Linked DNA regions of Homo sapiens: region 2 is linked to region 1. A link is an interaction called in ENCODE POLR2A ChIA-PET data of the cell type or tissue named here. Cell type or tissue: CD4-positive, alpha-beta T cell. All regions are shown on one strand.

Region 1 (4,000 bases):
CCAGGTAGCTGGGATTACAGGCATGTGCCACCACGCCTGACTAATTTTTGGATTTTTAGTGGAGACGGGGTTTCACTATGTTGGCCAGGCTGGTCTCGAACTCCTGACCTCGTGATCCGTCCGCCTCGGCCTCCCAAAATGCTGGGATTACAGGCGTGAGCCACTGTGCCCAGCTGCAATATGTTTTTTTAAAAAGTAGAAAAGGGCCATATATTTTTTCAGAATGAGCAAAATTCCTTTGCGTTTAATATGCAGTTGATTTTGACTCTCTTCACCCTTTGACATGTGCCCAGTGCCTGAAGCCTTTGAAGTAGAATATGGCTCCCTCACTCATATTTGTATACATATTTAGGCACAGGATAAATATGGATAAGCACATTAAGGCTGTTTCCTGATGTCTGAGAAAAACTCCAGTCAAGATTTTGCTTCCTCCACAAAGCACTGAAGCACTTGGCTGGTGGCATGGGTAGTGTTTGCATTTTTTTCTGCAGAAGGATCAGGAAGGGAACACAGTGGTCTGCCACCTTTTGACACTTCAGGGCCTCAACCCATCCTGTTTTCCAGAGTTAGGCCTGTCCCGGCCAAACGAATACCTTCTGTTATGAAAATCATGTGAAAATCTGAAAATCTTGTTCTTTTTCCGTTCCAAAGACAGCCTTGGCCTGTCTCTTTTACATCAGTTAGGATGGGGTTCAGCTTCCTGTAAAAGAAACCCAAAGTCACAGGGGCTTGAACAACATAGAAGTTTATTGCTATCACGGCCAGGTGCAGTGGCTCAGGCTTGTAATCCCAGCACTTTGAGAGGCCAAGGGAGGTGGATTGCTTGAGCTCAGGAGTTCAAGACCAGCCTGGGCAACGTGGTTAAGCTTCGTCTCTACAAAAAATACAAAAAAAATTAGCCAGGAGTAGTGGTACTTGCCTGTGGTCTCAGCTACTTGGGGGGCTGAGACGGGAGGATCACTTGAGCCTGGGAGGCAGAGGTTGCAGTGAGCCAAGATCGCACCACTGCACCCCAGACTTGGTGACAAAGTGAGGCCCTGTCTCAAAAAAAAAAAAAAAGTTTATTGCTATCACATGAAAGAAGTCTGAAGTAGGCAGTTCCCAGACATTTGGTGGCTCCACAATCATAAGCAACATAGGCTCTTTCCATCTATGTGCCCCGTCACCTAATGTATGGCTTCTCTCCTCGAGGGGCTGATGGAGCAGGAGGAAGGAAGTAGAGAGGGGGAAAAATGCGTGTCCCCATGTGAATCAGCTCCCATTAAGAACTCATCTGGCTTAAGTGCCACACTTCCGCTTGCATCTCATTGGCCTCTAAACTTTGGTCATATATTCACAGCTATCAACAAGGAGTCTTTTAGCTGGCCACGTTGCTATCCCTCCAAAATTGGATTTCTGTTTCTAAGTGAGGGAGGAGATATTAGATGGAGAGTTAGTACATTCTGACACATGTGCCACCCAAAAATTTCCATCTTATTTGAAATAAAAAGAAATTCAATAAACGTGGTTTGGGGATTTGCTCACTTACACAATGAAATAACTAGAAAAATCCTGGGACAGCAGAATAGCAGAAAGGGGAAGGTGAATTTCTCCAATGGAATCTGCCTATATCAAATATTTTTTTCAACCAATTTTTCTGAGTGCTGATTATAACTAGGAGCCATTCTAGGCAACTGAGTCATGATAAGATAAATTTCCCAAGTGTTTTCAGCCTATAAATCAGCTTTAAGGGGTATAGATTTACTAAAATGCTTCTGCAACTGACTTTAAATTGACTTTCTTCTCATGTTTAGATACAGTCATAGGGTTTCAAAAATGGAAAGGAGCTTAGTCATTTGATCAAACATTAAATGATTGCTGAGTGTTTATCACAGTTGATTTATCAAAAGAGAGTGAGGGATTTTTTTTTTTTTTTTTTTTTAGAGAGAGATAGGATCTGTCACCCAGGCTGGAGTACTGTGGCTTGATCATAGCTCACTTCAGCCTCAAACTCCTGGGCTTAAGCAATCCTCCCATCTCAACCTCCCATGTAACTGGAACTACAGACACATCTCCTCCTCTGGCTAATTTTTTTGTCATCATTTTTTTGTAGAGACAAGGGTCTCACTTTGTTACCCAGACTAGTCTAGAACCCCTGGCCTCAAGCAATCCTCCCATCTTGGCCTCCCAAAATGCTGGCATTATAGATATGAGCCACTAAGGCTGGGTGTGGTGGCTCATGCCTGTAATCCCAGCACTTTGGGAGGCCAAGGTAGGCGGATCACCTGAGGTCAGGAGTTCGAGACCAGCCTGGCCAACATAGTGAAACCCCATCTCTACTAAAAATACAAAAATACAAAAATTAGCCAGGTGTGGTGGCGGGCGCCTGTAGTCCCAGCTACTGTGGAGGCTGAGGTGGGAGAATCGCTTGAACTCAGGAGGCAGAGGTTGCAGTGAGCCGAGATCGCACCTGCACTCCAGCCTGGGCGACAGAGCAAGACTATGTCTCAAAAAAAAAAAAAAAAAAAAAAAGCTTTCCTAGCCTTACGGATTTTATTTTTGTGATCATTTTTAACAATAATTGTTTTGAGATCACTGAGGCTTCTGCACTACACTGAAGTGGGTGTTGTCGTTGTTGTTAGTCTAGGAGAGTTGAAACTTTATGTGAAAGTTTAATGTGGTAAAGCAGTTGGATAAATCATCCCACTATAGCACTGACTTGAACTTGGATTGTCCCTTTATCTTTGGATTTCCTCCTTTCCTGCCCTGGGTTTGGTAGAAATAATATGAGTTAGTAGTGCTGCTGTTAAAATTCCAGGCAGCCACTATCCAATGCTTACATCAGCAGCCCTGAACATTTAGCTGTAATGATTATTGCTTAACATTTATTGAGACCTGTCAGAGGTTGGATGCAGCAAGATGGGGGATGAAGCACTTATCCTAGAGACTTGGAATTTGGAGCACGTCAGCTTAATTCATTGCAGGCAGCTTTCAGAGAAAATGGAACAGAAAGCTCTGTGGTATTGTCTGCTAGCCTGGTTATTTATAAGCCGTCACAAGAAAAGTAAAAAAGTGTGCATTTCCTTTCTCCTGCAAAAGAGAGCTTCCTTCTCTAGAATTTTCTAGACTATCTCAGCCAACAATGCACTCTTCTGGCTGGTTAGGTCTGATCCTGTGATCCTTCTGTCTAAACCCATCAAACGTTTTGCATCTTTTCAGGACAAAGGCCAGGGTTCTAAACTGGGCAAACAAAGCCCTCACGGCATGGTCAGACCTCACGGCATGGTCATGCTCAGCTTCTGCACCGCCCATCTCAAATCCCCACCCCTACCTCTTCAGAAGTTCCTTGAATATGTCTCAGTTTCTTGACAATTTCATACCTTTCCATTCTATGACATCTTGGCCCTTGTTATTATTTTGGGTTCTCTCCACTGTGTGCTTGACCGATTCCTACAATCTTTTAAGAACCAGCTCAAAACTCACCTTCTATAATATGTGAAGGTCACCCTGATCTCTGTAGGAAATATGGCTCTTTCTTAGGACTGCTAATAAGAACAGCTCCACCTGGCCGGGCACGGTGGCTCACGCCTGTAATCCCAACACTTTGGGAGGCTGAGACGGGTGGATCACCTGAGGTCAGGAGTTCAAGATCAGCCTGGCCAACATGGTGAAACCCCATCTCTACTAAAAATACAAAAATTAGCCTGGTGTGGTGGCGCACGCCTGTAGTTCCAGCTACTCAGGAGGCTGAGGCAGGAGAATTGCTGGAACCCGGGAGGCAGAGGTTGCCGTGAGCCACGATGGCACTACTGCATTCCATCCTGAGAAACAGAGTGAGACACTGTCTCCAAAAAAAAAAAAAAAAAAGAATAGCTCCACCTTGCTGACCTACACACCTACACACTTCACTTTCCACAACATTGCAGGAGAGATTTTATCCTCTTTATAACTGAAGAAATTGAGACAGAGAGGTTAGCTCATCTGCCTAAGGTCACAGAGCTAGCTAGGAAGTGGCAGAGGA
Region 2 (4,000 bases), 150 kb after region 1:
GCTCTAAGCCCCAGAGTACTAACTGCACTGTCTAAGGATTCCATATACTCTGCATGTAGTCCCTTTATGAAGCCCTCCTTGAATTATTCTAAATGGAGTGTGCCATCTGTTTCCTGCAGAAATCCTAAGTTATATTACAGGCCCTGTGGAAGAAATAAAGGGAAAAAAGGAAAGATAATAGATGTTTCCATACTTCTAAAACCAAATAACTTTACTGATTTGGACTGCTTTTTAACTTACACTTATTTCTCTCCAGAGGTTGAGTTTAATGTATTAGTCTTGTGTCAATAAAATAGTTTCAAGAGGCTGAGGCAATAGAATCACTTGAACCTGGGAGGCGGAGGTTGCAGTGAGCTGAGATCGCGCCATTGCACCATTGAGCTCCAGCCTGGGCGACAGAGGGAGACTCTGTCTCAAAAATAAATAGTTTCTAGGCTGAGCGCAGTGGCTCACATCTGTAATCCTGGCACTTTGGGAGGCCGAGGCAAGTGGATTGCTTGAGGTCAGGAGTTACAGACCAGCCCGGCCAACATGGTGAATCTTGTTGATACTAAAAAAGTACAGAAATTAGCTGAGAGTGGTGGCGGGCACCTGTAATCCCAGCCACTCAGGAGGCTGAGGCAGGAGAATCGCTTGAACCTGGGAGAGGTAGAGGTTGTGTTGAGCCAAGATCGCACCACTGCACTCCAACCTGGGCAACAGAGCAAGGCTGTGCCTCAAAAAAAAAAGTTTCTGAATTTTAACACAATTTAGAAGACCTTACTAATTGAGGTTTTCTGTTGTTTGGTTTGCTTTGTTTCAGATTCCTCCTGAAGACACAGCATCCACCCGATCTTCATTCACTGTCCAAGACCTTAAACCTTTTACAGAATATGTGTTTAGGATTCGCTGTATGAAGGAAGATGGTAAGGGATACTGGAGTGACTGGAGTGAAGAAGCAAGTGGGATCACCTATGAAGATAGTAAGTACATAAGTATATGAAGAAGTAAAGCTATTGGAATTCCAGATGTGAACTGGTTCTGGTTTTAATAATATAGCCTCATTGCTTCTTAGTTTGTGATCATTTTATTCAAACTGCAGTATTTTAACGTTTTAATTTTTAAGGACATTAAGATGTAAAATTGAATATGGATCATTGATAGTATAAGTCTATTTGATACCTAATTAAATTATCATGGAGGCCAGATGCGGTGGCTCACACCTGTAATCCCAGTACTTTGGGAGGCCGAGGTGGGCGGATCACAAGGTCAGGAGTTTGAGACCAGCCTGGCCAATATGGTGAAACCCCTTCTCTATTAAAAATACAAAAATTAGCCGGGCGTGGTGGTGGGCGCCTGTAGTCCCAGCTACTCGGGAGGCTGAGGCAGGAGAATCGCTTGAACCCAGGAGGTGGAGGTTGCAGTGAGCCAAGGTCACGCCACTGCACTTCAGCCTGGGTGACAGAACGAGACTCCGTCTCAAAAAAAAAAAAAATTCATCATGGAATGGTGACTTAGATACATCTATCAGAAAACCGTTAACTGTTGATAAGTCTAGAACATTTTATTCAAGGAGACTTGTCCAGAGATACTCCTAACTAGAGAATCATATCCTGAATCATTAAAACCACACTGTCTAGCAAACTACACCTTAGATCCCCACTATCAAAAATATACTTGTATTATACCTTTTATTCATTTTTTTTCTAATAGCACTTGATAAGCCCCTGGGAAGCGGTTGATCCTGGAATTTTGGTTGGTTAGTTTTTATTTTCCTTTTTTCTCCTATAGATAATATATATGATATAGAATAAAAAAGGCACAAAAAGAGTGTACAGTCTAAAGTAAGATCCTCACTGCAAAGCATCTGATGTTACTAAGTTCAAGAAATAATCCCGTGGCATAGATTTTTCATTTTGAGACCTTCCTATCACAGACTCATCTCTTAGTTATCAATGGCAGTAGCTGTGGCTGAAAAAATCCCCTACCACCTATATCCCTTTACTTCCAGCTCTTCTAGAGGTTTAGGTCATGTGACTTGAGAACATCAAAGGCAGAAAAGTACCCTTCTGCCCTAAGATTTCTCTCATAAATGCTGAGAAAGAAATCAATTTTGCTATTGCTGCTGTGGGAGTCCTCAGCCAGATTGCTTTGTCTTGACCAGGAATTCTTAAAATGAGATACATGGGGAGGAGTTCATGAAATAGTTTAAAATGTAGGTAAAATATTGTGGTTAGTGCCTGTGTGCATTTTTAATGGACAAGTGTACATAATCTTTGTCAAATCAATGCGTGAATGAAGTCTCTGGGTTCCCTTTATGTTAGGAAATATTTCCAGCTCATAATTTTTTTTTAATAATTTCATGTTCTTTATTCTGTTTGAGTGCTGCACTGTACTCATGTGAATTTATCTATTTTAACTTCTGTACCAGCAGCCTTTTTCCCAGCCTTCCTGGTCTGCCTGTCCTATCCTTTCTGTTTTGCTGTCTGTAATTGCCTCTTCATGATTAACATATCAGTACTTAAATTTTTTTTTTTTTTTTTTTGGAAATAGTGCCTCACTCTATTGCCCAGGCTGGAGTGCAGTGGCATGAACACGGCTCGCTGCAGCCTCTACCTCCAAGGCTGAAGCGATCCTCATGCCTCAGCCCCCAACATAGCTGGGACTATAGGCACGTGTCACCATGCCCAGCAAATTTTTGTATTTTTTTGTGGAGACAAGGTTTTGTCATGGTGCCCAGGCTGGTCTTGAACTACTGAACTGAAGTGAACCACATCCCTCGGCCTCCCAAAGTGCTGGGATCGCAGGCACGAGCCACCACACCCAGCCTTACTGCTTAGATTTTATTCAACTCCTGTCTTATTCTACTGACTACCATATCTTGTTATTATATTCATAAAAATTTTGAGAAATCAGTTAATGCCATTGATTTTTTTAAGACAAACTTTTTACAAAAAGCTTAACAATGATAAGTAAAAATGAAATGTCAGTTGATATTACTTATTGCTAAAAAATTAAAAATTATATGCTACATTTAATGGCTATTATAAGTTTTGAAAAATTAATACTACAGGTATTTTTAAAACCGAATTTAATTACTGGTATTTAACAATTTATGTTTTGGCTGGGTATGGTGGCCAAACCCCAGCTACTTGGGTTGCTGAGGTGGGAGGATCACCTGAGCCTAGGAGCTGAAGGTTATAGTGCACTATAGTCATCCACTGCACTCCAGCCTGGGCAACAGAGCGAGACACTGTCTCTGGAAAAAAACCACTATGTTTTATGGATTGCTTTTTCAGATGGTTAGTGATTATCACAACAATACTGTGAATTTGTTTTTATTACATCCCATCACTCTCAATCATCCTTATATAAAGTAATAAACTTATTTTAGTACATTTATCTTAATTTGTTTTATTATTCTTGTGAATATTTAGGAGTAAGCAATGTGTTTAAATAGATTTTCCAGTTTGATTTTCAGCGATAAGTAGTATCAACTTATGTTTATTTCATTTTTATTTTTTACTGTTAAAAACTTTATTTTAAAAAGTTTTTTTCTTTAAAAAATCATATTAACTAATTTTTCAAAATTTTTATAAATATAATTAGAAGACCTGGTATTTAATAGAATAAGAGAGGAGTTGAATAAAATCTAAGCAGTGATGTGTTGATCATGAAGAGGCAATTACAGATGACAAAACAGAAGTGAGGACAGGCAGACCAGGAAGGCTGGGAAAAGGCTGCTGGTACAGGAGATTCAAGTAGATAAATACAGTGCCAGCACACAAACAGAATAAAGAACATGAAGTTATAAGAAAGAGTGATGCCTCTTTAGTTGTTGCTCAGAATACATTTTTACCTTTACAATTTTGAGGTTAGAAAAGAGTTCCAGTATAATTGATCAGGCTATCACCCTGACTAAAGGAAGAGCCAGGTGTTTTGTGCTGGGTTGGGAAAATGCTGGTATAAAGAGGTAGAGACACCATGCAATTGGAGGGCAAGAGTATTAAGAACAAAGTAA

Evidence for each region. Peaks named below come from ENCODE experiments on the same cell type or tissue, not always from the same donor. Only the 100,000 strongest peaks of a DNase experiment are listed, where the experiment ranks them.
Region 2: POLR2A ChIA-PET joins it to region 1 with 5 read pairs; 4 of 35 experiments call an interaction of 5 or more read pairs at or near these places.

The regions. Positions count from the first base shown.
Region 1 is chr5:56,104,932-56,108,931 of GRCh38, reverse strand. The region is part of intron 10 of ANKRD55 (ankyrin repeat domain 55); the gene reads left to right. Among named protein-coding and RNA genes, the nearest start is that of IL6ST-DT, 110 kb to the right of the region's middle. In CD4-positive, alpha-beta T cell, no CTCF peak of the experiment used is centred here; no DNase peak of the experiment used is centred here; H3K27ac peaks cover 2,939 bases.
Region 2 is chr5:55,957,364-55,961,363 of GRCh38, reverse strand. It overlaps IL6ST (interleukin 6 cytokine family signal transducer), which reads left to right. Exons shown (of 17, transcript NM_002184.4): 8 at 803-962. Among named protein-coding and RNA genes, the nearest start is that of IL6ST, 36 kb to the left of the region's middle. In CD4-positive, alpha-beta T cell, no CTCF peak of the experiment used is centred here; a DNase peak (open chromatin) is centred at 1,983.